5 separate regions of the Homo sapiens genome follow, and all the other regions are linked to region 1. The links are chromatin loops, found by intact Hi-C in ENCODE. Cell type or tissue: heart right ventricle. All regions are shown on one strand. Each heading gives the region's core, and the rest is flanking DNA. Links, peaks and the distances in the headings are about the cores only.

Evidence for each region. Peaks named below come from ENCODE experiments on the same cell type or tissue, not always from the same donor. Only the 100,000 strongest peaks of a DNase experiment are listed, where the experiment ranks them.
Region 2: a loop joins it to region 1, with 4 times the contacts of the local background. A loop is called at or near these places in 30 of 110 quality-filtered maps.
Region 3: it touches region 1 in a loop (5-fold over the local background); 46 of 110 quality-filtered maps call a loop at or near these places.
Region 4: a loop joins it to region 1, with 3 times the contacts of the local background. A loop is called at or near these places in 10 of 110 quality-filtered maps.
Region 5: it touches region 1 in a loop (11-fold over the local background); 8 of 110 quality-filtered maps call a loop at or near these places.

The regions. Positions count from the first base shown.
Region 1 is chr3:64,682,416-64,688,524 of GRCh38, forward strand. ADAMTS9 (ADAM metallopeptidase with thrombospondin type 1 motif 9) reads right to left here and starts at 5,585. Exons shown (of 40, transcript NM_182920.2): 1 at 5,128-5,585; 2 at 4,153-4,553. The coding sequence starts at 5,242. It overlaps ADAMTS9-AS2 (ADAMTS9 antisense RNA 2), which reads left to right and starts at 2,455. Exons shown (of 6, transcript NR_038264.1): 1 at 2,455-2,923. RefSeq lists an enhancer at 2,652-3,153. In heart right ventricle, for the core only: CTCF peaks have their summits at 3,451 and 5,409; DNase peaks (open chromatin) are centred at 2,606, 3,126, 3,566, 5,696 and 1 weaker place; H3K4me3 peaks cover 3,981 bases; H3K27ac peaks cover 4,829 bases.
Region 2 is chr3:64,893,422-64,899,530 of GRCh38, forward strand. The region is part of intron 4 of ADAMTS9-AS2 (ADAMTS9 antisense RNA 2); the gene reads left to right. The region is part of intron 2 of LOC105377124 (a long non-coding RNA gene); the gene reads right to left. Among named protein-coding and RNA genes, the nearest start is that of ADAMTS9, 210 kb to the left of the region's middle. In heart right ventricle, for the core only: a CTCF peak has its summit at 2,762; no DNase peak of the experiment used is centred there; H3K27ac peaks cover 5,000 bases.
Region 3 is chr3:65,166,691-65,172,799 of GRCh38, forward strand. All of the region lies in intron 1 of LOC105377127 (a long non-coding RNA gene), which reads right to left. Among named protein-coding and RNA genes, the nearest start is that of LINC02040, 5.2 kb to the right of the region's middle. In heart right ventricle, for the core only: a CTCF peak has its summit at 3,775; a DNase peak (open chromatin) is centred at 4,191; H3K27ac peaks cover 5,000 bases.
Region 4 is chr3:64,812,687-64,818,795 of GRCh38, forward strand. All of the region lies in intron 3 of ADAMTS9-AS2 (ADAMTS9 antisense RNA 2), which reads left to right. Among named protein-coding and RNA genes, the nearest start is that of ADAMTS9, 130 kb to the left of the region's middle. In heart right ventricle, for the core only: no CTCF peak of the experiment used is centred there; DNase peaks (open chromatin) are centred at 2,747 and 3,405; H3K4me3 peaks cover 578 bases; H3K27ac peaks cover 3,437 bases.
Region 5 is chr3:64,881,878-64,887,986 of GRCh38, forward strand. The region is part of intron 4 of ADAMTS9-AS2 (ADAMTS9 antisense RNA 2); the gene reads left to right. The region is part of intron 2 of LOC105377124 (a long non-coding RNA gene); the gene reads right to left. Among named protein-coding and RNA genes, the nearest start is that of ADAMTS9, 200 kb to the left of the region's middle. In heart right ventricle, for the core only: no CTCF peak of the experiment used is centred there; no DNase peak of the experiment used is centred there; H3K27ac peaks cover 2,008 bases.

The DNA of each region.
Region 1 (6,109 bases), core at 731-5,730:
TCATTTTTGCTCCTTTTCACCCCACATACCCAAGTTTTTACAAATGATAAATGATACCTCAAGATTGAACCACCCAAACTAAAAATTACAAGAACACTGAAAAATTCCCCATGCCAAGTTGCTGAGTGGTGTTTAAGAGGAGAAATCAAGCTCCACTCTTCTCCTCCGCTTTCTCATTTCCCGTGCTGGAAAAAAAATCTGATGCCTTGCATCCTTCCATTGACACAGGAGAAATGACTCCCTGAACATCAGCAGCTGCATCCGCATCAGCATCATCCAGGAGCTTATTAGAAATTCAAATAATTGTGCTCCACCCCAAATCTGATCTATTGAATCAAAATCTCTAGGGGTAGGGCCCAAGAATTGAAATGTTAATGAGCTCCCAGGGTATTCTTACGCATGATAAAGTATGAGCAGCACTAGGCTAAGACGTTGGCTCCCCAAAACAGCTAGCTTCAAAATTGCCTGGGAAGGTTTTTTGTTTTTGTTTTTAAATTAGATTTAGGGCATTACCCCCTACTCACAGATTCAGAATTTCTAGGGATGGATCTAGAATGTTTTTGTTTTTTGTTTTAAAAGCTCTCCACATGATTCATGAGCCCCTGGTTTAAGAAAAGGGCAGCTCAGGTGTGGTCAGACTAAGAGACAGAGTAGCTAGTTGCCAGAGAAGCAGTGATTTAATAAATTTATTCTCTGCCTGTGTTCAATACACAACTCTGGTGTTCTCTGAGCACAAATCAGAGAGCATATCACAACATGTGAAGCCTATCAGAGACATGAGTCCTGGGAAAGAGCCAGGGAGCTCAGCTGGTGACGATTTGCCACCTTTGATTGGTAAATGGGGAAACCAAGACACAGAAGGAGGAAGTGATTGGGCCCAAATTCCCCTTCAATGGTACAGAAGCAGCTGCACAGCATTGAGTCTAACCTGACTTTAGTCTCGTGCCTTTTTATAAAAGAACCCTGAGGTTCTCTTCAGGAGAACAGGATCAGTCTCTGGTCTATGGTTAAGCACATGGATCAGAAAGACCCGGTTGAAATCCCAGCGCTGCCACTTACGAGCTGTGAGATCTTGAGCAAGTCTCCAGCTCTCAAAGTCTCAGATTTTTTTTTGTCAGTAAAATGTGTTGTTCTGAGGATTGGGTTCTTGGAGGATTTGGATGAGATAATACATATGTAAACTACTTACAGTAGTGCCAGGCAGACATTAATAGTAAGAGCTCAATAAATCATATCAATGTGATGCCAAAATTAATTGTACTGTTGATTCACAAAGGTGGGCCTAAGAGTTATCTTTTCTTGGTTAAGGTGACTATTTATTCAAACATATATGCTAAGTATATACAACATACAAAGCTCCAATATAGGAGAAAAATGAGTTGATGCTGACCCTGTTGCCAAGGAGAAAAGGATAGAACATGTGTACCAAGAACCTTGATACAAGGGAGAACGTACTAAGCATCATAAGAGAGACTCTCAGAAGTGTCTATGAAGGGGGAGGGGGAGAGATGACATCAACATGGGGAACTATGAAAAGGTCTTCTGGGAAAGAAGAGATATAAATTATATACACCTCCAAAGAAGGGTAGGATTTGAGCATGTGAAGATGAGTGAGAAGACCAAGTAAATTCCAAGGCACAAAGGCAATGAAGACTAGGATTGAGGGTGGGGTGCAGAGAAAGCAGTGTAAAACCCATGGCCTGAAATGCAGGATTTGTGGAGGAAAGATTGGGAGCTGAGACTGGACATGTGGATGTGAGTGAGTGCACTGTAAATAGTCTTAAATGCCAAATGGAGTTAGCGATCGAGGAGAAAGACTGGAGAAGAAGCCCAGTGTAATATTTCTTAGACATCAGTCCTAAGGAGAGAGGGGGAGAAAAGTGAAGCGGGATAGATTTAGGGTAGAGATGTTCAGGAGAGGCGGGCGACCCATCTCAGATGAAATTCAGAAAAACTGACAACTGACTAGGGGTGGCAGGATGGCACAGCCCACTCCAAAATCTGGTAGACTCTGGTAGACTCTTCAAGATTTCCTGGAAGACTCCTAGGCGGAGAACTAGCAACATCTTGATGCCACTGCTGCAGAAGTGGTAAGGGGAAGTCTTGGGAGGAGATAACTTCCAGAAGGAAGACAAAGGGGCAGGGGTTTTGGAGCTAGATTAATGGCTGAAGATACGAAGAACCAGAACGCATATCTTTAAGATGTATGAGGGCCCTTTTCCCCAAAAGAGGCAGACTGCGAATTAAACGCAATATAAATGAGGTTATCACAGTCCAGGTAGTCGTTTCTGAAGCCCTAGTCCTCAGTTCCCAAAGAAACCACGTGCGCACTACCACCTAAAACTGCCAATGAAAATGAAGGTCCTGCGCAGTAAAATATTTATACAACTGCTGGGGCCACTAGGCTTCAGCGGGTGTGGAGGCGGGGAGAGAGGAGGAGTAAAGGCTGTTTACAAACTTGACGTACACACGCAGTCCTATCCCTACGGTCCTGGAATTGGGGGTTACTATCTTGGAATCTAGGGGCACTCCAGGCTCTGGGCTCAGACGGCTGGCTTCTGCCTACCCGAGCCTTAACCTTTCAAGGACCAGAAGGATTCCAGAGCTCTTGCCCTAGGTCCTGGGGCAGCGATGACTCACTGCAGCACCCCCTCCCACTTCGCCAAGCTGCCGTCTCCGCCCACCCCCAAACAATCTCGACAGCGCATTTCGGGAGCCACGGCTCCGGGCGCTTTGCTGGGGGCTAAAGGGGTTTATCCCTTTCCTTGAATCCCAGCAGGCTAGAACTACCCCCTCCCAGTCTTCAGGCTTGCCACGCTCTCCACCCGATCCTTCCATTGAAAGGCAGAGAAGGAAGGATGTGCTTGGGAACTTTAAGACCCACGAACGACAGCGCACTGATGGAGCAGCCCAGTGTCTGGGGGTGAGTATCCAAGGCCCCGCTTAGAAAAGGGAGGGAGGGGCTGTGGGTGCTTCGGGAAGAATAAAGGCATCACCGGGCACAGTGCCTACGACCCCATTGCGCTTACAGCGCCGTGCGCTGGGAGAGACTGACCCGGGAAAGTTTCTGCGTCACACGCGCGTGGCAGAAACGCACGTCGCTTGGGAAAGTCAAGGACCACCCTTGCTCGGGCCAGAACCGTACCGCAGCGACTCCTCAAATGTCGTGGAGAAGTGGGGGGCAGATGCCTTGTAAGATCCACTGGAGGGCACATGCGGGGGTCGACAGAGAGTCGGGGAACCAACGTGGATTCCCTGCTAAATGCTATTTGGCAGCGCAAGAAGGCGGCCTCCCCGCCCTGCCTCAGTCCCTAGGGAAACGTGCGCCGCAGGCTCCCTCTCTCCACTCCCTGGAACCCGTGAGTAGTAGAAACCCCAGAGGAACCGAAATCACGTCCGGACAGCCTCTCCAGGCTGTCTCCCACTATCCCGTTTCTCCCGGCCACCCCGCCAGTAGGGTGCAGAGTTGGACTGCGCTGCACCCCCACTCTCGGTTCCACCCCAATTCAAAGCGTCCGGGGTAGGCTCCGCCTTCTCCCCCGCCCCCAGAGCCCTCGGCCCACCCTTCCGTTCCTGGGACGGGACCTGCTCCCTGTCAATCCAGTTCAGCCTCAGGGTTCCTGGCGCGTGAATAAAGGCCCTGAGAGAAAGCGGGGACTCTAGATTACGCACCGCCCTCCACAACACACACTGAAGGAACTCCCAGTGCCTTGGGCAGGGGATCCTCAGCCCCACATCCCCGATGCAAGGCGCACCAATAAGGAGTCTGGTCCGCCCTGCGCTCAGCGGCTCCGCTCCCGGGTGGCCAAGTTTGCTGCAGGGAACCGCAACTCCAGTAACTTTCTCCGAGTTTGGAAACTGACTTCCAGGCCGCCTCGCAGCGTTGGGCAACGCGCCGCTGAACCGAGTCCAAACTCCAGAAAGCTCTGAAACATCCAGAAGCCCCTGGGGGCGGGTGTGTGCGCTCCACGCCAGTGTACTCGCACGCACAGAGCTAGCTACCCAAACCATACGAGTTTCTAGCTGATATTTAACGCCGGAGAGGAGCGGAGCCTCGCCACAGTGAGGGTCTCTAGGCTTAGAGGACAATTAAGTCTTCTAGAAGCGGGCGAGGAGGCGGAAGGGGAGAGGAGGTGGCGCGCGCCCACTTACCATTCCTGAGCAGAGGCTGATGACGGCCGTGTGCTCGGAGTTGGTATTGACATAGCCTTTGTAGAAACAGTGCTTGAGTTCCGCTTCCTCTTCGGAATAAAACTTGGTCTGATTCACCCCGGGCGTCCCGAGGAGGGTGACAGTGAACAGTGGAGCGATAAATCCGGCATTGGCGGTGAGATTAAATAGAAACTGCTGGCCGAAGGCAGAGAGGCGGTAATGCGCCTGGGAGGAGGTAGAGGAGGAAGAGGAGGAGGCGAAGGCAGGCCAGGGGTCAGTGGCAGAGTTAATGCTCCGTCGCGTTCTTTTGAAGTGGACGTTCGTGGGAAAGGGTTCTCCGAGAGCGTTCACTCGGATGGGAGACACGATTTCGTATTCGCTCAGGGTCTCTAATAATTTCACTGCGGAGAGAAGCAGAGGTATATGAACCAATAATTCATTTTTCCTTAAGCTTTAATTTAAAACGAAGGTGGGGACTTTGTTCTGACCTTATTTTCCAGCCCATTCGAGTCAATCCCTTCACCCTTAATCAGTGGACAAATATTTGCTGAGCACCTACTATGTGCCAGTAACAGGACCTGTGCTAGGTGCTGAGGATACACTATTCCGAGCCAGACAATTAACAAGTCAAAATATATATGATTTCAGATATTGATAAATAACCTGAATAAAATAAAACATGACGCTATCTGGTGCCCCCAATTACTAAGTTACTTTAGTTTGCGGCGTGGGAGTGGGGATGGGGATATATCTGGCAACAGCAAGGTAGGGGGGGGTTGCCTAAATTCGTTTCCATAGTGTCCCTCCCTAGCAATTGGTTGGGGATGACCCAAAGAAGGGAGAGGCTGCAAAGCGGGAGATAATTCTTTCTAGGAAAAGGAGAGAAGCCTCCGCTGCGGGGTGCCCCTGCCCAGGAGCGAGGACCGGGAGGCGGCGTCGGGGCCGGCGGGGTCCCGGGGGCCGGAGCCTGGTTACCTTGCCTCGGGTGCAGCCTGTCCTTGCGCACGGCCGCCGCGGCGTCTGGGCTCCCCATCTCGGCCAGGTCCCGCACCAGGAGCGTTAGCAGTGTGGCCCAGGATACAAACTGCATGGTGCTTCCCACCCCTCCCTCCGCTGCCCCCACCCCCCTCCCTCCTGCCCTCCTTGGCTGCGGCGGCGACGCGAGGCAGCGGCCGTGGAGAGCGCGCGGAGCCCGGCGCCCGCCGCCAACTTTTGACTTTAGGAGTCGCTGAGGTCTCGCTGCGAGGGTCCCGTCTGCGCTCGGCTGAGCAACGCCGCCGCCTGCCGAGAGCTGAGCCGCTCGGGCCGCAGGAGGAGCCGGAGGAGCAGGAGGAGGAGGAGGACTGGGGCTCGGCTGCTTGGCCGCATAATGCCCAGCGAGCGGGCAGGAGAAGGCGAGGAACTTGCGCTCCGAGGCGCGCCGGGCGCCCTGTGCTGGCCGGGATAGCTGAGCGGCTTCTTGAATGGGGGGCTGGGGGGGCGGAGGCGGGGGGGCCGCGGGTCCACAGCCTCTCAAATGCCCCCGGTGCACGCCTCTAAGAGGAGGAGAGGGGAGGAGAAAGCGAGACGAACGGGGACCGCCTCCTTCCAGACCATGTCCCCTCCTCGGCCGGCCCGTGCGGGACTCGCAGCCGGAGGCCCTGCCGGCTGCAAGAGGCGGAGGCCAGAGGCGTCACCAGCGCCGGGGCAGCTGTTCCTGGTCCCCGCCACCTCGCTGAAGTGGGGTTTTCTGAGATTCCCTGCCCCGGGGAGGGAAAGCAGGGAAAGTTCTCTCCCTTTCCTGGCGCGCGTGCAGCCACTTCCCCTCTCGTCTTTTTCCTCTCCTCTCCTCTCTCTCCTCCCTTCCGAGTCTCTTTTTCCTCCTCCCCCTTGTCTCTCTGCTGCTGTGCCTCTCGGACTCTGTCCCTTCTCCCCATTTTCCCCTGTGATGTCTGTCTTCTCCCCGCCCCACCGTGTC
Region 2 (6,109 bases), core at 737-5,736, 210 kb after region 1:
GAATGAAGTACTGAATCTATAACATGCTTGAACCTTGAAAACATTATGCTATATGAAAGTAGCCAGTCACAAGAGGCTACGTATTCTTTGTCCACTTATATGAAATGTTAGACTAGGCTAATGCATAGAAACAGGAAATAGTGATTGCGAGGGGCTTGGAGGAGAGGGAATGAAGAGTAATGGTTAATGGGTATGGAGCTGCTTTTTGGGATGATGAAAACGTTCTAGAATTCAATAGTGGTGACAGTTGCACAATTCGGTGAATATTCTAAAAACCACTGAACCTGTATTTAAAAGGGTAAATTTTAGGGCATGTGAATTATATCTTATCTCAATAAAGCAAAAATACCATTGCTCCAACACTAATGTCTTCACCAGGTGAAGTGGTGGGGCTGAATAGTGCTGGCATTACCACTAGATGGAATGAGAGCTAATGGTAAATTCGTAGCAAGTATTAAGTGAAAGAATTTTTGCTAAAATAGTCCTCTCGTTCACATTTACCCAGTCCCCTTAAAGGATCCTTTAGTATTACTTTTATTTTATTAGTCTCCATACTATATTACTCAAAAGAGTATTACCATATTACTGAAGAGTCCTTCCCTTGGACATAAACAGTCTTTGGCTGTCAGTGCCCTTTAAATGGTTTCTGCTCCCTGTAGCCCATTATTTTAAGAAACTTGTTCAGCCTCTACTTCCTGAGATTCTTCCCATACATTGCTTAGCATACTGCGTGGGAACATGGCAGGCACTCAGTAACTGTTAACTCCCAGTGCTATTATTACTGATCCAACTCTGGGGTCATCATAAAGAGGCCAATTCCTAGTATTGCTTAGGCTTCTTGGAAAAAAGCCAGTTGAGTGTTTTTTTGGATCCCGGCAGTCAACAGGATGCATCACTACCCCGTAAGTTCGTTGAAGCAGTCATTTTTTAATGAATGGAGGTAAGGGTGTGGCTTAGGAAACACACAGGAGGTAGCGAGGCACCCAGAGACTGACAAACCTAAGCAGTCATGAGCATCCCTTGGGCTGAAGATAGGGGAGGAAGTATTGTTTCAGAATTTGAGGAAGGAAGGCAGAAATCCTCCAACTTGTCTCTCCCACCTTCTCATTTCCTTGTCAGGGTTGTTTTCTAGCTGAACTCAACTTGAAGCTAGCTGGCCAAGGAGAGCGTGAGATGCAGTCTACAGGTGTCAGCCTCCCAGGGCAAGAGATAGGTGAACCATTACTCTAGAGAGAGAGAGAGAGAATAACTATGTTTTAAAAACCTGGAGTCAAATATATGGTTAATTACCCATTCACTCCTGGTGGTTGAAATTCTCTTTAAATAGGAGGCCTGTCATGGTTCTGAGTTCTGGCAACCTCCTTCCCTTCATTAGTAAATGCTGCCATTAAAACAACAACCTAAGCAAGTTGGAGAATAGGCAAAGGCAACTTGAGCTACTTAATTTCAAAACTCCAGCTTTTTGAACAGCACTAAAGTCTGTTTCTCATAGAAGGCAAATTAGTTAATTTCAAATGTGGTCTGTGAATATCAACAGACCACCCAAATGTTTACATATTTTATACCGTCCTTCTAGTGGGTTTCAAAAAAATAATTTAAAACCCAGCTAGTTTGAGAGAAAAAGGGGGCACTCATGCATATAAATTGTCTGCATTAAGGGCCAGTTCCATATTAAAACAACATTAATTATTCATTTAGTGAAGGAGAAAAATTTACCTATCATAGAAAAACCCCTAGGGTGATATTGTTTTCCACAACCTGCTTGCAAGCCCAGTAACATCCCAAATGCCCCTCTAATTCAACCTCTCCCTGGAAATGAGAAAAGGCTGTGGAAAGAAAAACAACTGAGCACTTTATTGCTACATCGTGTCTTAGAGGTTGATGTATTCAAGTTCTCTCAAACCCGGAGGTCAGATCCAGAATTCCAGAGCTGAAGGACTGTGCATGGAAAAAAAAAAAAAAAATCCCTTGCCTCTGGCTCTTTAATAAAGTCAAAACTTTAGGGAAAGTCAGCAGGGTCTGTTTCAGGGCTGGGATTTCGGGTCCTGGCAGAAAAGGACCCCCTGAGGAGGTGTCTAACACCTGGCTGAGTTTCCAAGTCCCCTCTTCCCCACTCCCCAGTGACTTTCTGGAAACAGAACAATCGTTGTCCAAACTCAACTCACAGTAGTCCACCAAGAGAAAAGTCTATTGCCAACTGGAATGCTTTAGATTTTCAACAGCAGATTGAGGGCATGTCCTAGGGACCCGAGGAAGAAGAGTTTGCAAAGAATACATTTTTATTTGCTAGAAAACAACCACCTTGTTCACTGAATCATAACAAAGTCAGGGATCTGAATTTTTCTACCCTACTGAAAAAAAACTGCCTTTGCCACTCCCTTCAAAATACTGTGGAATCATAGCAGTGGCCTTAAGGGATGTTCATTGTTGTTCTGGTTTTGATGAACTGGAAAGTTTGATGTGGAGCCTATTTTCAGAAATCTTATGTGTAAACTTGACATTGCTAAGGGTGCAGGGTTGTTAAAATTTTGAGAATAGCAGCTACCTACCGGGAGTCACCAAAGAAGCCTTGGGGAGGTCCAGCAACCTACAAAGACCCTCCCTGTCACCTGTTGGCATGGACTGAATCTCAGCCTTTAGAGGTTATTTATTTGGATCTTTCAACTTTGTTTTTTAAGAAACTCATACTCTAATGCAACCACCACTAAGAAAGCACACTTTTGGAACTGCTGGATCCTTGGCAGTTTGGGGAAAGGTGGTAGAGGGCAGTAGAGTGTTGACATGGCTTGAAAAGAGGGTATGGAAAGAGTGCTAAAAATACTTTTACCTACTTTATAATTTTTGTGAAGATTTATCACTGTAGCCCTAATTTCTTTCAAAAGAGAGAGGCTTAAGGTTAGAAGATCCCACTTATAATTGTGTAGCCTTTGTCAAGTCTCTTAAAGTTCCTAAGCCTCAGTTTCACCATCAGTAAAATGGGGCAATAATACATTATTAATTTTGTGAGGATTACATGAGATAATTTATAGGAAGTTACTAACATGGTACTTAGGACATGGTAGGTGTTCAGTAAATGTAATATGGTGGTGATGATGATGATTCCATCTGCTCCCTACAAATAGATAAACAAGGAAGAACATTTAAATGTGTACAGAAAAGGGGAAAAATAAGGAAGAAGCAGATGGCTGGAACATTTCAATGGCAGCTGGCTCTCTGTTTCACTACTTCTGTCCCTTGCTGGGAATAGGGAGGCTTAATAAAGGAACCCTCATTGCTTTCTGTACAGCTGATTGGATTTGGAGGAGAGAGGGAAACACAGGGGAAACCATAAATAGATGCAGCTGTCTGAGTCCTCAGGTCTGTCCTTGGGAGAATATTTATTTAGCTCCAAGGAAACAGTTTTATTTGGCAAAGTATGATTTTAAAATTTCTTGCATCTGAATGCTAACATTTCCTCTCTCCAACTAACTGCTTAGTAACTTTAATAATGTGGCCCTATAGATAGCCTTTTCTGTAGCTACTAGTCTATCTAAAATTTAACTTGCTTGATATGGGCCTATCTCAGACTACATTGCATCATGTAGTGATGAGATGGGGTAGAAGTAGGAAAGAGAGTGGAAAACAGAACAAAAATACTATTAATAGATTTAAGGTCAAATTGAGCATGTGGGTTTAACGATAATCCTAACTTTCTCATCAGCAGGGTTTGCAATGGAAGGAAACTTGTGTGGATAAGTGTTTAGTCCTCATAAAGAAGATTCAAAAGCCATTCCACTATTTTTAAGTAATGGAAATAATTTCACAAGCACAGAGCTGTGAAAATTTTAAAAAATGTATTCTTAACTATTACTATTTTTCTATGTTTATCTAATGGCTTGATTTTTCTGGTGGCATGCTTAGCATCTTTAAAGAGAAAACTTGTTTCATTAAGTTAGTAATGTATGTTTCTGATGGACATGTGTGCGACCATCTAGGGAGAAAGGAAGGAAAGAGGAGAAACTGGTGTAGAACTGAGCTCTGAGGTTCACCAAACTGCCATCTCTGCAGTTACCAATGGGGCACTAGGGTTTTCTAGATTTTCTGCCATTTTCATTTAGTCAATTTCTAGCTGTAGGAACACACCTGTCTTTCAAGCTCAATGCAGCACTTTGTCAATTGGCCCCTAATGCAACACTCTGGGGCCACCACGTCTCAAAGATGGTCTGAAATGGGCTGTAGGACTTCAACTCCAAGGTGTGATACTGGGCCATGGACTGCCTCATATCTGTCTACCTGTGAATGTTGTCTCAAGATCTACTTTACAGGTTCCTCTCCACCCAAATCTAAATGAAGGTATCCTTGGTTCCTCTTACTCTTAGCATTTTGCCAGACAGGTTAGAAATCCTTTTAGGCTTATCTAGGATTCCAACGTACATGGATCTTCAGGGCTACCAATGGCCACATGCGTATCTCCTGGGAATGGAAATTCCTATAAACCCTCTGTATACAAACACTAGTAACTTTCTGGCCAACAACCCCACTTGGTTAGCTGCTATTAATGTTAGTGTTACTCTCCATCCTTCCTCCCAATTCTGGTAATAAGTACAAAACCAGGTAAAATATCTTCTTAGAAGTTTGAGGTTGCTTTTAGATAGGGAGACTAATTTACTTCTATTGTCTCAGCATTATTTCTTTTTAACATTTACATTTTTTTTGTACCTAATAGGTGTACATATTTGGGGGATACATGTGATATTTTGTACATTCATGTAATGTGTAAAGATTGCATTAGGGTAATTAGGATGTCTACCGTATTTATCTTTTCTTTACCAGCATTATGAATATAACCCCTTTCATCCCTAAAATTGTTGCAATTTCAATGATAAAGTATAAGATCACATGTTTCAGTTTAGGTAAAATTATGCTGCTAGAATAAAGAGACCCCTAAAAACACTGGCTTAAATAATATGGATATTTATTTCTTATGTAGAGTCCTGAGATGAAGTGTCATCCAAGTTGGGAGGGTCTCTTTTCCACAAGATCCTCCAGGAGCCAGAGTTCCCTCCATACTGTTATTCCGCCATCTCCTAAGTGGCTGGGTTTGTCTGCATGTTTAAGTCTGGGTCCTATGACCCAGCTCACAGGAAGAGGGAGAGGAAGTTGGTTACAGCTCACAGGAAGGGGGAGAGGAAGTATGAAGGAGAGTATGTCTACAGGTTGAAGGCCCAGAATCCAAAACCACACATATAGTTTCTGCCCCCATTTCTACTGGCAAGAACCCAGTTACATAGCCATGCAGAGGGCCTTTTTCTAAGTTCTTTGCAAAGCAAAGCATGGGGCAAATACTTCTGTGCTATTTTATTAGGGAATACCATGCCAAGAAGCAGAAGTGAGTAAAAAATTGAATGTGCAAGGAAGGAACAAGATCAAACAGGAGGGTGCATCACTGAGTTAGCTGACTCTTGGTATCAAGTGAGATCAATTGTTCTTGTGGGACCATGTCTTCTGAGAGGTCATGTATATGGTTGGAGAATCTATTCATTGGTTTTCATTTCCTATTGGTAAAAGGTTCAGAGACATTAAATCCCCTGAAGTTTCAAGTTGCACATCTTTTCTTCCTTGCTTTCTTCCTTCTATTCATCCACCCAACATATCCAACACAGTTCTTTAATGTACAGTTCTATGAGTAAGGAAAAATGCATACAGTTGTGTAACTACCATCATAATTAAGATAAGGAAAAGTTCCATCATCTCAAAAAATTCCTTTTTGCTCATTATTAGTCAGCCACATAAACAACCATTCGTCTCTCTTCTGTTCCTATGTTTTACCTTTGTAGGAATGTCACATAAATGGAATCCCACTGTATGTAGACTTAACATAATATATTGATGTTCATCCATGTTGTTGAATGTGTCAATTTTTTTATTGTTTAGTAGTATCTGTAGAATGGATATAGCACAGTTCAATGGTCCCTTCATTAGATGAAAGACATTTGGCTTTCATTTGGTATTCTTAGGAATAAGGTGCTTTAAATATTCACTGTTTAAAATATTACTGTTTCTGTATGAACAGGTTTTCATTTGTCTTGTAAATCTCGCAACATACTTGTGAGGTAGATATTAATATCTC
Region 3 (6,109 bases), core at 715-5,714, 480 kb after region 1:
TCAGGTGATCCAAGCCTGATCAATTACAGCATCACATCCCTGGAGCCATAGTGATTAGTTTAGAGGTGAACAAAGGAGCTCAGTCAAGGCTGATTGTAGCCAATGAGTCAATGTATTCAATGCCAGGGCTCTAACTTGAAAGAGAGATGCTCTGTTTCCATGTGTACTGCTTTTAATTCATGGATATCCATTTTCACTCACTTTTAGTTTTTGTTTTGTTTTGCTTTAATCATTTCTACTCCCTCTCTTCAGGTTGTTGTTTTTTTTTTTTTTTTTCTAACTCTGGCCAACTTTTTCCATGTCTTATTCTTTTGGAACTGCAGTATCCCAGGAACCACCCAGAGAACAGAAAAACATTTTTTGCTTCAGAAGGATTAGGATCTAGGCACCATGTGGAATTCAGTTGAAGAGTTTCTTACATGTTCTTTACAAAAACAACAAAACAGAAAATAATAAATGAAACAACTACCATCAAAAGGCAGCTGACCCAGCACTTCTTTTCCTTTTTTCTTGAAGTTTGGCTGGGCAGCCTGCAAAACAAAGAAACGTATTGGCGATATGAGGTTCATATGTCAGAACTCTTTATCTTGAGTGGGGCTGAAAACTTAACTTGAATTGACTTGAGAGAGAGAAGATATTTTCTCCTCTATCAGAAACGTTCAGGGTAGATGTTGGCTTAGGGCACAAATGAATTCAGGATCCAAATGATGTCATTGGACTCATTTTTACTCCTTATCTCCACTCTGTCTTCCTCTGTTGATTTTATGGTCAGGACCTGAGACGTTAAAGCTTGTAGTGACACCTGAAAAATCAAGGCTCAAGTACTTTTTATAGCTGGGGGAAGAGGAAGCATAAGCAAGATTTTCATTGTGCCTCATTGGATTTGACTGAACCCATTCATTCGTTCATTCATTCATTCATTCATCTACTCCTGTTTCTCTCTAAGCAGTTACTTTCTGATTAAAAACACATCAATGACCACAGCATCCCTAAGATGGTGACTTCCGATCACAAGTCTATGTGACTTTCCAACTCATCTCTCCAAAGGAAACTAATTCAAACTCACGCTAATTTCAAAATCCATGGCGAGAGATTCTGAAAGAAGTCATTTTTTGTCTACCCCTAGTCCAATCAGAGGAGCTGTGAAGATTGCCACTTTGGGGCATTAAGGCAGGGTCTCTGAGAAAGCAGAGAGACAGAAGAGGAAACAGTCCCAGCATAACACAGTCCCCACCATAATACAAACAGATCTCAAAATTCTTTAGGGTCTTTCTGTTATGCCAACCTATTCACTCATGTGATACAGAAATGGAGACAACATTGGATAACTCTCCACATTCAGGCTAGGCAGAATTCCCAATCCCAGCCTTCTCCATGTGCTCCCAAAGTGCAAGCTTCACCCCAGACCAGTGAAGTACGATGAGTAAACCTCAAGGAATAACATAAATGCCTATAAGCAACTCCAGCTTAATTTCTAACTTGTACCAAATATGCCAGATACAATGAGTTCAAATCCTGGCTCCATTAATTAGCTATGTTGCCTTGGGCAAGTCACTAAACTTCTCTTTGCCACATTTTCTTTAACTGTAAAATGTAACCCTCACGATTTTTGTGTAAACCTCATGATATCCCTCCTTCATAAAATTCTGTGTATCATGATTTTCCACAGTGGGACTATTTGGTAGTATTCTCTTATACTTAAACCCCTGTTAACACTTGTAAGTTTTCTATTACCTACCCACCCCTAAATGATGACAAGGCAAAGTCAGAGAGCGTCAGTGTGGAAATATAAATCTGACTTCTCAACCCAGCCCTGAGCCCAGACATAGTGTTGCTTTGAAAAGGCACTAAACTTGGGCCCCCAGATTGTCACCTATAAAATGAGGGAATTGGAGTGATTGTTTCTGTTTCCTTCCGGCCTTATTCTAAGAATACCCGTTAAGTGTAACAATTATTTTAAGACTGAACTTATGGTAACTTAAATGTTACCGTCATGGAAAATTAAGATGCCTTTGTTAAACAAGGGAAGTACCAGTGTGCTGTCAAATATGGAATTCTCTTGTATAAATGTGACTGGAGAAAAAAAATGTGAGAGAGCAACCTCTGAGCAAGGCTTCTGATAGTCTCTGAGGTAATATCCTGAGAGGATATGGCTTCTTATTAAGAGATCCCGGCCCAGCACAGCAGAAGGAGGAAGAAGCAGCAAAATGTTTTCCCCTGTGATATGTTGCTGGTCTTTCACAGATCTGTATTGTTTTTCCTCCCTTGTTTCCATTTATTGGTTAACTACTAATATTAATAGTTTTCTTAGCCTTGTAGTAACCCCCATTTGTGATTTAGAAAACAGATTCCAAAGGCAATCCTTGTTTCACTGGAAGTTGAGATTTTGGCTTGCTGTACCTCGTGGCCTTCTGGGTTCTGACGGAGGCTTAACCTGAGAAGAATATTATGTCTGGTTAAGGAACAGAGCAGTCCCTGAGCTGCCACAACTATAGATCCTTGGTATGCCAGGAAATATACTTTTGTTCCAGGATCCTTTTCAAGTCACTACCCAGGCCTCTCCAAAGAAGCAAATGCCATTCTGTCTTGATTTTCATCCTGACATGGGCTTGGGCACAAATACATTGTCCAGCAGCATCAAACACTGTTCTGCAGAGGCTTCATCCTCAAACCATCCTATCAAAGAAATAACTGCAGGATACTCAGCCTCACGGTAGAACTCATTGTGACTACAAACCCTGTTTTATATACCTAATCACATTGTCCATAGAAAAAGCAGGAAGCCAGCCAGGTGAGGTGGCTCACGCCTATAATCCCAGCACTTTGGGAGGCCGAGGCGGGCAGATGACAAGGTCAGGAGTTCAAGACCAGCCTGGCCAACATGGTAAAACCCTGTCTCTACTAAAAGTACAAAAATTAGATGTGCGTGGTGGCAGGCGCCTGTAATCCCAGTTACTCGGGAGGCTGAGGCAGGAGAATTGCTTGAACCCAGGAGGTGGAGATTGCAGTGAGCCAAGATGGTGCCACTGCACTCTAGCCTGGGTGACAGAGCAAGACTCTGTCTCGGAAAAAAAAAAAAAAAAGCAGGAAGCCAATCAGAGAAGCAAAATTATTTCCTTCGTTTTGTTCTGTGTGAGATAGGGTCTCGTTCTATTGCCCAGGCTGGAGTGCAGTTCTGCAATCATAGCTCACTGAAGCCTTGAACTCCTGGCCTCTCACATGATCCTCTCTCCTCGGCCTCCCAAAGCACTGGGATTACAGGCATGAGCCACCACACCTGGCCATAATTCATAGATAGATATGAATGGGTATGATATTTCACACTTGAGAGAAATAAGGGAGGTGGGAAAAAATCATTCTTTGAACAATTGCTACTTGTCAAGCTTTAAATGCATTGTAAAATTAAATCCAAATAAGAACTCTGGGTGTGGCAAGGCAGTCTACTTCCATATTACAGAGCTATGAGGCAATTTGCTCGAGGCCACTCAGCTAGTAACAGCTGAGCTGGGATCCGAACCCAAGTCTGTTTTTCTCACCACTTCAACCACCAAATGCCCATATATCACTTGAAATAACTGGGGGAATTCATTTTCTAATTTAGATTCATATTGATGCATATTATATGATGTTTCTTATCTTGTGAACAAGGCTTATTTCTATAGCGTTTTCTTAACATCCCAGAAAGTAAAATTTTTCTCCAAAAGAGACTCTGAGAATTTTAATATTTTGCTTACTCAAAAAGGCAGATTACATTCTGCATTCAAAACAAAATAGCTCCCCCTACAGTTTTTGCTCTATTCTCATCCTCGGCTTTGGCAAACAACACAGAGAACCCCTAGGTCAGATACCAGAAGGCAGAGCTGTGCACTTGCCCCTTATTGATGGGAATAATTATTGGTCCATCTGCTTAGAGAGGATCAGCGTTGCTACTCAGGACAAGGAGGCAGCCCTTTAACATTTCCTCACTTTCTTAAGTGTCGGCAACAATTAGCAGAATAACTCTGTAGTTGCTAAGAGTCTCGTGTTGATTTTGACAGGCTCCAGGCTGGAGTAAAAATGTGCTTTCTGGAGGCCAAATTCCCTTCCAACTTCCAGTGCATAGCTGGCAAAGGCAGACACTGTCAGCTATTCAAGTGCCGAGATTCCTCTGTGATGTCATGAGTCCCAGCTTGGCCCAGAGCCCACTGCCTCCCGGTAACTGGTTGGAAACTTGCAAAGCTGTGCGTCAGCATCACGTTAGGAACATGGCACCTACGTGCTCTCCCATGGGTCTGCAACGAGGGAACACCACTGATGATGCAAGGACTGCTGGGAACTTCACTATAGTTCTGGGTGCTCAGTGGCCCTGGGGACGTCAATAATTTGAACTGGCCTAACGTCATTTACTCTCACTATCCCTTAGAAAAATCAGCTGTCTCTGCCTCTTTTGGATTTGGTTCTTTCTCCTAGGTAATTTCCCAAGGAATTTTTAGGTGGAGGGAGGTGGAAGACCCTTCATGTAGTCCATGCAAGACCTACCTAAGTGGACAAATGAAGGAAGATGGATAATAATCAGCCACCTATTGATAATGTTAAGAAAAATTAAATTAGCAAATGGAGCTAGAAAGTACCCTGAAAACTTTAAAGGATATAGAAATAATAATTAACATGTGATGAGCTCTTAACATGGGCTAACGACTGTGTTAACAACTTTACATGTAATATTTCTTTTAATCCTCAAACCAGGCTTATAAAGTTCATTCTATTAATAGACCCATTTTGCAGAAGAGAAAACTGAGTTGGAGAAGTTAAATATTAAAAAGATGTCAAATTGCACAGCAGAAAATTAACTCTATATCTGTATGACTCTAAAGCTCATGTTCTTAACACTGGATAGCACTGCTTCCCCAAAACAGAAGTGCAAGTTAAGTAGCAATTTATAGTGGAAAGTATAATCAGATACTAGGAATGATACTCAGATCCTGAGAAAACTGAGATTTTAAAACATGAGCATGCTTTCTCAGTAAAGTTGCCCTTTGCACCCGTAAAGTGCCTCTTACCTCGATGACTGAACATGACAATTAGTGTGTATAGAATGATTTGTGACTTTTTAAGAATTTCCATATGTGCCATTTTATTGAATCCTCCCAGTAATCCTATAAGAAACACAGGGCAGGAATGTCTACTTTCTAGATAAAGCAACTGAGGAAGTTAAGTGACATGGCCAAGGTCCCATAATTTAAAAAGAGGAATCTACTGATTCTCAGTTCATAGCTTTTTCTACTTCCCTGAGATGCCTGACTTGGGAACAAATGGTAACTTCAATTCTTCCACCTCTTCCCTACAGCAAACCTAGCCCTTGGTATCTGCCTTTCTCCATCTTCTCTAAAGAGATAACAATCCTGTCACCCACAAACTTCTGTGCATCCAAGGACAGGGTTTAATAAATAACTTATTTGCGCCCTAATCCTCCCTGCCTGTCAATATTTGCTGAATGGCTTCTTTAGAAACCGCCCCAAGTTTTCTTGACCAGCTGAAAGTGATGAGCAATGGAGATAATTTACAAGGCAGGAGGAATGAATGAGAGTTTGGCGGACTAGACATTTGGGGATGATATTGTCTAAATTGGTTAATTTCTTTTAATCAAGTGGCTTAGTTCAAGCCATCATTAGCTCTCCCATGTCAATGGTATAAGTGGAATGACCTCCTAAAAGGTCCTGCTGCACCCGGCCAACCATTTGGATCTGTTTTTTAAAGTGAAGCCAATTTAATCTTACAAAAAATGTAAGTTCCTCTTGGCTTTAAGCCTTTCAAATGCTTCCCAAGGCCTTTAGGATTAAAATAACAAATCCTTATAATAACATATGACCCCGGCTTACTTGTCCAACCTCTGCTCGGGTCACTCCCCAACATGCCGCATTTCCCCTCTCAGTCTGCACCCTCATCTCTTTACCCAATGTATGAGAATTCCCTTCACAACTTCCCTGACAATAGTCCTCCAACCTAGGCTTGAACATGCCCAGGAATAGCCTGGCAGAATAGCCGTTCTCTTGACAAGCACATCAAATTATCATTCCCTAGCTGAGTCCCAATCAGCTCCTTTATAACTTGGGATCAGAAGTCATGGAGA
Region 4 (6,109 bases), core at 696-5,695, 130 kb after region 1:
GGCATATAGGAAGAGATGTTGGACCTTGGGCAAATTATTCCCACTTTGTCTGCACTAGTTTTATAAGCAATATAGAAACAGTTCCTACATTCATTCTAGGGGTGTTATGAATGATAAACAGGTGGGCACAGATCCGTTAGCTCTTGTCTAATTTGTGAGTGAGTACTCTTTCCACTAGATTCACTTTTCCAAGCTTTGCTGTCCATATTTCTGAGGGTTTTTTTTTTTTTTTTTCTGAGACTTCAGCCCAGGCTGGAGTGCAGTGGCACAATCTTGGCTCACCGCTACCTCCAATTCCCAGGTTCAAACGATTCTCCAGCCTCAGCGTCCCAAGTAGCTGGGATTACAGGAATGCACCATCACACCCAGCTAATTTTTGTATTTTTAGTAGAGATGGGGTTTCACCACATTGGCCAGGCTCGTCTCAAATTTCTGACCTCAGGTGATCCACCCGCCTCGGCCTCCCAAAATGCTGGGATTACAGGTGTGAGCCACTGCGTACAGCCCATTTTTGAGATTTTTAAAAGCCTATTTACCTTAGCTATTACATGCTTCTGTAAATATATTCCCTCTGATTAAACAAATTTCAGATCAATATTCTAGCTAGAGATGATGCCAGTATAGAAAACTCTATTTAGCCTCTGAAAGGAGTGTACTTGCATTGTATGGACAAAGGAAGTTACTTTGAAATTATTCCTAGCTCTGCCATAGATTTGCTCTTTGGATTTGAACTTAGATACTTTTTAGAATTTGCTCACTCTGATCAAGTGTTTTGATTATGAACGTTAGCAGCAGGCATCCAGTTGCATTCAGCTTTCCAAGCAAATATTTACAGAGCCCCTTCTGTGCAATTGGCACGGTTCTAGGTGTGGGAATGAAACAGACAAAAGCAAACAACAGGAATGCATATTCTGGGTGTGTATATCATGGGAGAGACAAACAATGAATAAATAAGCAAAATATATAGTGCGTTGGCTGATAAGAAGGACAATGAAGAAAGACAAAGCAGGGAGAGTGGAGAAGGCCTGGGGTGTGAGTGTGGGCTGCAGTTTCCCTTCCCAGTCAGGAAATGCCTTACTACAGAGGTGATTTTGGAGTGAACCATGTGGATATCTGGGTGAGAGAATTCTAAGACCAGGGAATCGCATTTATAAAGACATAACCAGATTCTGCCCGGCGTGTTAGTGTGGTTGAGCTGAGTGGGCAAGGCAGGTGTAGAAGATGTGATCTAAGAGGTATGAAGTGCCACACTGCATCATACCGGCCTGGACACCCTGATTTGGAAGCCACTGGAGACTTTTGAGAAGTGACGTGATCAGAGGGATCCTGGTGATCAGTGTGGTAGCAGTGGAGATTGTGAGACATGGTCAGATTCTGGATCTATTCTGAAACTAGAACTACCAAGATTTGCTGATATATGGGATTTGGGGTTTGAGGAAAACAAGGAAGTCTAGGATTATTCTAAAGCCGGGGTAACTGGAGGGATGGAATTCCAAGAACCAAGGCCAGGAAGACTGAGGAAAGGGCAGGTTTCAGTGGAGGTATCAGGGAAGGGACCAGAGTTTAGATTTAAATGTGTTCATTCTGGGGTGCTTAATAGGCATCCAATTTTTTTCATACTCTCAAGGATGAACCAAATTAGTAAAAACAGCCAATTTACTGCTAGGAATTACTAAAAAAAAAAAAGTGGCTGCATTACTTTCTAGAAAAAGAAAGCCTGAAATCTTACATATAAGGATTCTTTTTTTTTTTTTGTGCATCATGTGGTGCTGTTCCAGAACTGAACACCCTATGCCAGGTGCGGTCTTATTAAAGTTCTGGAAGAAAAGACTATCTGTTCTGAGACACAATGCCTCTACTTGTGGAACTAAAAATAGCTCAGCTCTCAGTCCCCAGGGCACGCAGTTCTCTAAGTGTCCATCCATTACATGGCCACATTAGTTTGACAAGTTTTCAAGGCTCACCTGTCCACTACTCACACATCTGGGTTTTATATTTTAATTTTAATATTTTGCATGGCTCCTTCTGCCTTTGTCACAAATGTGACTTTCTCTACTTCATCCTTCCCTCTCACAGATGCTATTGTTGGGTATGGCTGCCTGATATATTGTTGTCATTAATAAGAAAAACAGCATTTCCCAATTTAGTATCATCTGTAGAATTCATTAACGTGTTGTTTGCACTTTTATCCAGATATTTTAAAAGGATGTCAAATAATACGGATAATCATCTTACAATTAAAGTAAGGGAAAGGTTATCTTTTTTTTGGAGGAGAAAAAGGGACATGTTTTCTGTTGTTTCCAATAGCTCATTTGCTCAGCAAACAGACAAGAAAAAGGGAGCAGGGACAGATTTTTTTTATAAGAATGTCAATTCATTCGTGGGTTGGGGAGAATTGTCCAGAAGCTTAACTGACATTCCTCTTCCACATCATCCCACATATAATTTTGAAACAAAGACAAGCAGGAAACGCAGATTTCATAACCTGAAATCTCTTTAGCTTCATCAAATGCCAAAAAGCAACTGCAATGGCAGAATAAAATACACTAATGTGTTTTGACACAATAATCGTGCCTGTTTCTCTTTAATGAGCCAGGCTGGGGATTTCCAACTTATAGAGGCAGAGAAAGGCTGTCAAACCAGCAGATGTGCCCCATACTTGCAAGGGGCATTTACTTAATGGGCCATCTGAATACTTGTCTACATGTCAGCGATGATGCAAACATGACATCTCTCAGCTTGAGAGTTGCTCTTGTGTGCAGACAACTTTGTGAAGTCATGGGATAGCACTTGGAAAGGAATTTTAAACTGGGAATACATTTCATAGCTCAGCTGCAAGACTGAAGACTGCAGGAAGGAATTCACTTTCAGCAACTATGTGAATTCATGGAGTAGGTCCATGCTATTTCAGTTCTGCACAGCTGGCCGACTGTGAAGCTTTATTTTTCTCTTCTTAGAGCTGAGTGACGTCTCTTTAATGGTTTTGGAATGACTGTTGCCAACTCTTTTTGATAATTTTTGTTTTGTTTCTCTCAACTGGGATATTTCTTCTCACCTGGGTGATTTCCCATCTTAAGAATTTTTCGGCTAATGTATGAGGGTTTTTTTTTTTTTTTTTCTTGATTGCCTGGAACAGACATCAACTTGTGTTAGCTCACTCACAAAATGAGGATCTAGTGTAAAGATGGAGAGATTGTGCAATGGAAGTGTAAGCAGAAATACAGCGAGGGCTCAGGAAATACTAGAATAGGCAACATGCTCTTCCTCTCTGCTTCTATCTGCACATCTGCTTTATTTCTTTGCCTCAGCAGACTCACCATCTCTGCTCCTCATCCCGCATGGTGGGGAAGGATGCCCACCCACAGCTCCCCAGGCCATCTGTTAGAGCTCCAACCACGTGGAATGACGGAATCCATTCTGTTCTCTATCTCTGCTCTAGTTTCAAATTCCTGGGGAAAAATGACCCAGCTCACTTCAGGCTCCCACTCTTGGTCCAGTGGGCTGCAAAATTTCCAAGCGTAGCTTCTGTCAGTTCCTTGCTTTGGGTTAGGTGAAAATGAAGGGAATAATTGTGAGCTGTTCAGATTCACCAAGAAATTATCTACTATTGTTGGGGGAGAATGCCCAGGGACAGATGCATTTGGGTAAGGGACAATAACAAGACACTAGAAAGGAAAATCCCAATTTTATTTTCCTACAGAGTCAGCATCCCACACATTTTCCTTCACAGAAACTGACAAATAATCCATGGGGGCAGCTTAGCAGATGGGTTGAAAAAAGCGACAGGCTCATCATCAGTTTTCAACACCTTGATACATCAGGCTTGGCCCTTGCTACCTCATGCATTATTTAAGCACAATGCATCTCCCTCTGATTGTGTCATGTGCTGGAGGAGAATGTGAAGTTCTGTCTGTCTTTAGCAAACATGTTTCAAGTACTGTCTGTCTGAAAACCAAATGGAAGAGGGTAAACCTGATGATCCACTTGATTTTAGTTTTAGGACCTGGATGCATAGGCAGATGTCAGTTTACAAGGATTCTGTGTACTTTAAGGAATGTTTTCTGAGCATGTCCAGTACAACAGACGCTCTGTTAGGTAGCTGTAGTTAGGATTTTTTGGTTGTAAGTATGTGAAGATTTAAATGTATCAGCTCACTTCTCAGAAAATCTGAGGCAGTGCTAGCCAAACCAAATGGTTCAAGCAAATGTCATCAGTATTTGGCCTCTTCCAGTCTTTTTACTCCTCTATCCTCTGTGTCTGCTTCACTTCTACACAAGCTTTCTCTATGTGGTGGCTCCAGATTTTATATCTTCTAGTAGATATTTTTTTAAAAAAAGAAAAGAAAAAGACTCCCCTTGCCCCCTCCCCCAGCTCCTTTCTCTTGTTCATTCCAGTGGAAGTCCAGGGTCTCCTTGCTAACATTGCTTGATTGGCTGTGATTGGGTCATGGACCCAGTTCTGAGACAATCACTGAGTCCAGGATGAGGTGTTGCTCTGATTGGCTAAGCTTGGATCTTGTGCCCAGTCCTGGAGTTGGAGTAGAGGCAGCTCAAACCTAACCACAGGGATGGGGCTTGCGGGTGGGGTGGTTCCCCAAAGGAAACCCAGGATACTGACACCCAAAGAAGGGGGAATAGAGGCTGTGAGGGCAGAACCCATAAATGTCTACTACCCAGGCTAAGGAAGGAGACACATACACTACTTACTCTCATAAAAACCTAATGATGGTAGGTGTTTCAAGTGAGATATTTGGAAAACACAGATGAAAAGCCATTAATTCTGAAAATCTAGACATCAGTGAGGGATTTTAGAAAATACAACATCTGTGATGGGCCTTGAAGGATAAGGGGGAGGCTGGAACAGGGCATTCTAGGCAGAGGGAGCAATGTTTAAATATACTCAGAGATTTCTAAGGGGGTGGCACATTCCGGAGAACGTTAGACCAGTGTGTATTGAGGACTTATAGGTTGATACAAATATGACATTTCTGACCTTTGAGGCCTGAAATGTTTCCCTGTCATTGATGTATATATGTATTTACTGAATATTCACATACATAAGCCTTCAGCTCTCAAATTATATGTAAGCATGGACACATTACATACAATGGTGCAATCAGCAGAGACTCTGAATTCATTCAGACCTGGTATGAATCCCAGCTCAGCCACCTACTGGCTGTATGACAACAGAGAAGTAATTTAAATATTTTAGCCTTCATGTTTTTATCTGTAGGAGGGTGACCTATCCACTGCATATTGTCTTTGTGAGAATTAACTGAGTTCACACACGGAAATTACCCAAAATGGTGCCTGGGATATAATAGACACTCACTAAATACCAGTTACTTTCTCTCTTCCCGCTCCTCCTTTGTATATAACCACACTGTTTCTAATAAGAGCATGAAATTGATTTGTTTTATTACACGCATAGTGACTACTTGTTGACCACAGCACTGGAAGCTCTGATTGGGCTGTGCGTAACTATTCTTTTCTGTGCCCAGCACCCTGGGAGGCTGGCCTTTTAGGATTGCAGTAACTGATTCCCATGCCCTCTACCTAACAGTAGGTTCAAAGAAATAGGAAGCCAGCAAGAGATGCAGGGAGGAAATAGATTCAATTTGGAGTTCATCTTCCAAAAATTCTCTTCCTGTAAACTTATCGGAGTTCTTGTCAGACAGCCTTCTCCACCCACCTCCCATTCTTTTCTTCACTCCCCTTCTCTCTCCTGATAACCACTTCCTTTCATTGTTCCTTAAGGCTTAGAAGCATACACAGCACCCTGACCATTACTAGCCTCACAGCATGGCACTATCCCTTGTGCTGTCCCTACCCCCTGCCCTCAACTTTGCTAATTACTCCTTTATTAATTTCTCCTCAAATTACCCAATTTGACTTTACCATTGTTTTCCTGTTGGGGCCCTGACTGGCCCTGACATTAAGGATAAACATGATGCCATCATTAACTTGATGAGGGCCCCTCAAAAAATCAACTGAGGCAATTGTGAATAGGAGTTCACTCATGATTTGGCTCTCTGTTTGTCTGTTATTGGTGTATAAGAATGCTTGTGATTTTTGTACATTGATTTTGTATCCTGAGACTTTGCTGAAGT
Region 5 (6,109 bases), core at 459-5,458, 200 kb after region 1:
GTATAAGACATTCTCAAGAGAAGAAACACCATCCCTAAGGGGCAAAAATTGGCTCATGGGGGCAAAAAGTCCTTACTCTTACGGCGTGATGATGAAAAGAAGATGGATAAAAACTGGTGTAGAACAAGCCAGTAAAGAGAGTTCTAAGGCAAGGAAGGCTTTGAGGAGGGAGGGACTGGGAGTCAGATTCAGCTCTGGTTGAACACGGAGAGACGGAATTTGGAAGAGTATAAATGGACTGTCCCAGACATGTGTTGGGCTGGAGTTTTACTTCTCAATCTGATGTTACCTAATTTCTACCTTTTAGGGATTCCTCACAGTTTATGGCCCATGGAGAGTTCCTTTCTAGTTTTGTAGTGCACCTGTGTACAAACTCATTTCAAACATGTTTGCTGGCATTTCTGGAAGATTTGAGGTTGGTGGAAGAGGTTGTAGCTTGTGTTTAGTTTGCTACCTTGGAATGAAAAATGTTTATTACAGAGCCAGGGAAAATGGCTCTATTTTCTCCTATTCCTCCTTCCTCCCACTCCTTCTGAATAGAGGTAGAATCTGCAATTTGCGGTCAGGAAGAAAAAAGGACTAGAAAATAGGCACGGGGTGTGTGGAATAGAGTTAAGGAAAGTGAAGTAGCAACGAAACTTGCACCATCAGCCACTCTATGAGAGTCTGGTCCTAACACTCATGGTGTATCTACATTTGCGTTTTCTCATTTTTTAAATGGAGGGTTTGTATAAAATGGTACTTAAGTTTGACTCTAGCTTCAACAATATATAATCCCATAAAATACCATATCTATCTTCAAATATAGCTGTTAGAATTGTATGTCTTTGGGTTAGGGCTTTGATTCTCCTCTTGCAATTCAAATACTCAGCAGACTAGTAAAAGTTTAGCTGTTAACCTATAATTGTCACCTTTATGTGAACTGCGTATATTCACAACATACAGAGAAAAGACTCCAAGTCTCAGGACTCTTAATGGATTCAGTATAAGAGTCAAGAATCAAGTCCTTGTGGGCCCTAGTCTAGGACTTGGAAGACCCTGAAGACATTTAGCCCAAATCATCATTTTACCTAAAGTCAGCCTATTACATTGAATCTCATGAAATTCTCATTTTTGTAGATGAGAACTTGTTGAATTTGGCAATGTTACGTAGTCAAAACTAGAGTTTAGCCAGTAGATCAATGTCCTTTAATGAGAAGCATTTTTTTATTAAATAACATTTTTATCTATTTTAGGACATTTATTAAATAATTGCCACTGATTATATTTTATCATCTTCTAAATGCAAGGTGTAACTGAATTCGAAAGTGACAACACAAGAATAGGTGTCTATTTATAATGAATTAGTGTGAAAAACAGAAAGTTATTATTTTTCCGTTTGAAAGAAAGGTTGTTCATTAATAAATACAGTCAGTCCACTTGCAGTTTTAAGACTCTGCTCTTTCCACTTTTTCCTTGTACAGTTTGTAACAATTTCTAGTGGAAATGGCCCAAAAAATAAGAAACTCTAGCTTACTGATCATGCAGAAAGCCATGGAGGCAGGAGTAGAAGGAGTGATGGTGTATGGACTCTTCTGTTTCAGCCTAGTTTTACTAGGTCTACTCTGAGATTCTGTGGAAATCTATAGCAGATTCCATTTCTAAACTAGCAAATGAGTAAACTATACATGGAAGCTGAGGCTTAAAGGGAGAGAAGGAAGAAGAAGAAGGAGGAGAAGGAGAAGAATTAGGAGAATTGGAAGGAAATGGAGGAGAATTAGAAGAAGTGAGAACATTCAAAGAACTTTGAGAAGAAGAGGAATTGGAAACAGAAGAAGAACTGGGGGAGAAAGAGGGAAAGAAGTGAAGAGAATTGTAGAGGGAAAACAAGTGGAAGAGGAGGAGGAGAATGAGAAGGAAGAGAGCACTCATGGTTTCTAATACATGATCACTGGCTTGGCCACTATAAGAGAAGAAGAAGAAAGTAAACATTGTTTCTTTAATCATGACTTTATTCCCCACCTCCTTCCAAAAGAACTTATAGTGACTAGGACAGCAAAGGAGCAGGAACATTCTAGAACTGCTTTGAGAGAGAGTTTATAACTTTAACTTCTTTTTCTTGTTCTTCTTCCAGTGCCATACAGTGGCCCAGACAACCTGAATTAGCAAATTGAGAGTAAAACAGACAAACAAACAAAAAAGCGACAGGCATTCTCTGGAATTGCTTTTTCATCCTTTACAGCCTACCCTTTGGGTATTGCTGGATTTCTGTGAATTTTGACCTTTCTGGCAATCAACATGAATAGGCCATATTCTGAAAACATACTGGAAATGTTGTGTGACATGTGGATTAGGCTGTGTTGACAAATAGTGTGGTCTGTCAGATATTCCACAAAACACTGCCACCTGTAGAAAATAAACCCCTCAGTGGCTGTGTCTCAGCTCCTGGCATACGTGGGACTGTCTCATATCACTTTCCATCACTTCTCATATGTATCAGAGGCCTTACATATCACTTTTCAAGTCGTTTCCTTATTTACATATCACCGTGGTCAAAAATTCCCAGGACAACATAATCAGCTATCTTAACCAAGCCAATAAACAAGTCCAGTAAATAAATAAATAATCCCTCTCTATATTCCCTCCTCAAGGTCTTTCTCCCAGAACTGTCTTCTCTTCACAAGCAAACTCTAAGGCTGAAGATATTATTTGTACACACTCTGGTTCATTGGCAGTATATATTTTCAATCTGCCAAAAAATGTGAAAAGGAAGCATGCTGAATTTAGCTTCCCCCAGAATTGAATTCAACTGGATGTCAAACTTCTAGTAGGACTTGTAAAAGTTCCACTGTTGTTGGCATCTGCAGGGAGAGCAAAGAGACAGCTGTAAAAAGCATCTTCTCGCCAAAACGTGATTTGGGAAAGGTCATTTTATTACATGATTTATTTATATTGTTTCTCCATGGTACACAACGTTCTGATGGGGATGCAGAGCATTCTGATGTGGACACAGAGCCTGGAAAAGGAGGAGAGGTGTTTAAAGAAATCCTCAAAGCCTGCAACTCAGAGGCACCATATGGGCCAAGGAGATGTTTGATGTATATTCTGAAGGCTGTTTTAAGCCTCCAACAGGCTGCAGCTTTTCTGTATCAATCAAATCAAAAAGGAAGTTCTATCATGATAAGATCGATCTCCTCCACTGTCCTCTGAGACTTCATCAGTAAGAAACACGATTAGAAGTAGGTCTTGCTTCTATAGTCAGCAAAAACAATCAAGACCTTCTTCCCCTTTCAGAAATGAAAAAAAAAAAAGTCAGCGTAATCAAATTTCTAATGGTTTATCTTCTTTACACGGTATGTTGTCATTTTAAAGGGCTTACATTTTCTCTTCTGGATTTCTTTTCCCAAAAAGGCATGTGTTGGTGACATTCTAAACAGACCTACAATATTTAATAAGGAAAGTTGAATATCTTTTTAAATAAAAGCAGATGGGCAGTTTTGTTTATCTTCACTTGGCTCTATCACTGTTTCCTAAACATGAGGGTGGGATTTTTTTTTTTTTTTTTTTTTTTTTTAGTTTTCAATAATTAAAAGAATTAAAAATATTTATTTAAAAAATGCACACACATACACACACACCACCATTTCTCTTATTCTATTATTATTTTTTATTATACTTTAATAATGTGCACAACGTGCAGGTTTTTTACATATGTATACATGGGCCATGTTGGTATGCTGCACCCATTAACTTGTCATTTACATTAGGTATTTCTCCTAATGCTATCCTTCCCTGCTCCCCCAACCCCAAGACAGGCCCTGGTGTGTGATGTTCCCCACCCCGTGTCCAAGTGTTCTCATTGTTCAGTTCCCACCTATGAGTGAGAATATGCAGCGTTTTGTTTTCTGTCCTTGCGATAGTTTGCTCAGAATGATGGTTTCCAGCTTCATCCATGTCCCTAAAAAGGACATGAACTTATCCTTTTTTATGGCTGCATAGTATTCCATGGTGTATATATGCCACATTTTCTTAATCCAGTCTATCATTGATGGACATTTGGGTTGGTTCCAAGTCTTTGCTATTGTGAATAGTGCCGCAAGAAACATACCTGTGCATGGGTCTTCATAGCAGCTTGATTTATAATCCTTTGGGTATATACCCAGCAATGGGATTGCTGGGTCAAATGGGATTTCTAGTTCTAGATCTTTGAGGAATCACCACACTGTCTTCCACAATGGTTGAACTAGTTTACAGTCGTGGGTGGGATTTTTAATATCAAGTTTGTAATGGTGACTAGTAGGATTTACTGGATAAATACTTCTTTGACCATAAATTTTGTTTAACCTCTCCCTGATGTACAGTCCAAGCTAAATGTTGCTGGGTTTTGTTTTTTGTTTAACCATTGTTTTCTGTTAGTTTACTGTTAGTATGTCTCAGACATGGAGGTCAGGTGATTGAATACAAGAACCAAATAGAGTTTTTATTCTTGCCCTTAGATGATAGCCAGTGTTGAGACTTTGTTAAACCTCTTGTTTCACTTAGTTGAAAGTACTTTATACAAAAAAAGCAAGAGGAGCCAAATCTGTTGAGAAAGTAGAAAATATGACTTGGCTTCTAATGGTTCCCCTCAGCCCAAACAGTCACAGGCATCTCTCATTTTTGTTTCTACAAATGTTTATATAGGTAGCAACTATCAGTATCCTCTTGCTCATAGTAAGTTATTTGATGGTGCAGACTCTATCACCGTATCTTCAAAAGTGGCTGACTAGGGAATGCACACAGTATGAATCGTATTCTCTGATAATGTCTGTGGATATATTTGACTGATTTGCCTCTTAGATGATGAAGTCTGATGTCTCCATGGAAATTCCATTTGAGAGAGATTTAAAAATTAAACATCATGAATATTAAGCAGTGCTGCCTGGAAGTTCAGCTCCAAGTGACTTAATCACTTTGTCTGCAGTTTTCCTTAAAGAAGCCATTGTTTGAACTAGGAAGGCATTTGTTTTTCTAAATAGAAAAAATTAAAAGCTAAATATCAATACTGTGTGAAACAATCCCTTGACATGTTGAATTGTAATGTTCTTAAAAAAAATTCACCCTACCAAGGCCACCTTTAGAAAACAAGATTATTTCTTAGTGGCATCTCTCTGCTTTCAGGAACATTGCATTAGAGTTTCCAAAGAATGCATGGCCCATGCAGGTTGATTTGCATTAAGTCCATTTTGCTGGCCGGGCGCGGTGGCTCAAGCCTGTAATCCCAGCACTTTGGGAGGCCAAGACGGGCGGCTCACGAGGTCAGGAGATCAAGACCACCCTGGCTAACACGGTGAAACCCTGTCTCTACTAAAAATACAAAAAAAATTAGCCGGGCGTGGTGGCAGGCACCTGTAGTCCCAGCTACTCGGGAGGCTGAGGCAGGAGAATGGCATGAACTTGGGAGGCGGAGCGTGCAGTGAGCTGAGATTGTGCCACTGCACTCCAGCCTGGGCGACAGAGCGAGACTCCGTCTCAAAACAAAAAAAACGTCCATTTTGCTGTTCTTGGCGCTTTGTCAGAAAAGAGAATCATAGGTCATAAAAAATCCCATTCAAAATTAGGAAGACCATTCCAATAATTGGGATAAAAATAACAATGTAGTAGGGGCAAAGATACTAAGAAAAATTATCCCAAACTTGGAAATAAAGCAAAAAGATTACTGTGAGCCCCTTCAAAGTGATATTACTAACTATGCTAATTAGCCCACCTAAACAGATACAAAACAAACACCATAATAGACAATCTGAAAGGCTAGTGAAAAAAATATTTGGATTACTGAATATTTTCATACTTTGTAACACAAGTAAGACAGAAAAATCTCAAAGGCTAATGAAAAAATTATTTGGATTACTGAATATTCACACACTTTGTAAATATTAAGAGAGTAAGAGAGTCAAAACCAGGACCAGTACTAGAAGCTGTGAGTTGCCTATTTCATTAGCCAGACCACCTTTAATTGAGTTCCTTGTGGTAATTCAATAACTAGGCCACATTGGATCAAGTCCAAAGCCAGGAGGTCTTGTACCAATTTCTGCCCTATGGTAGATAGTGAGGCTTCCCACCTATAATCTAAGCATAGTATATCAGTTAG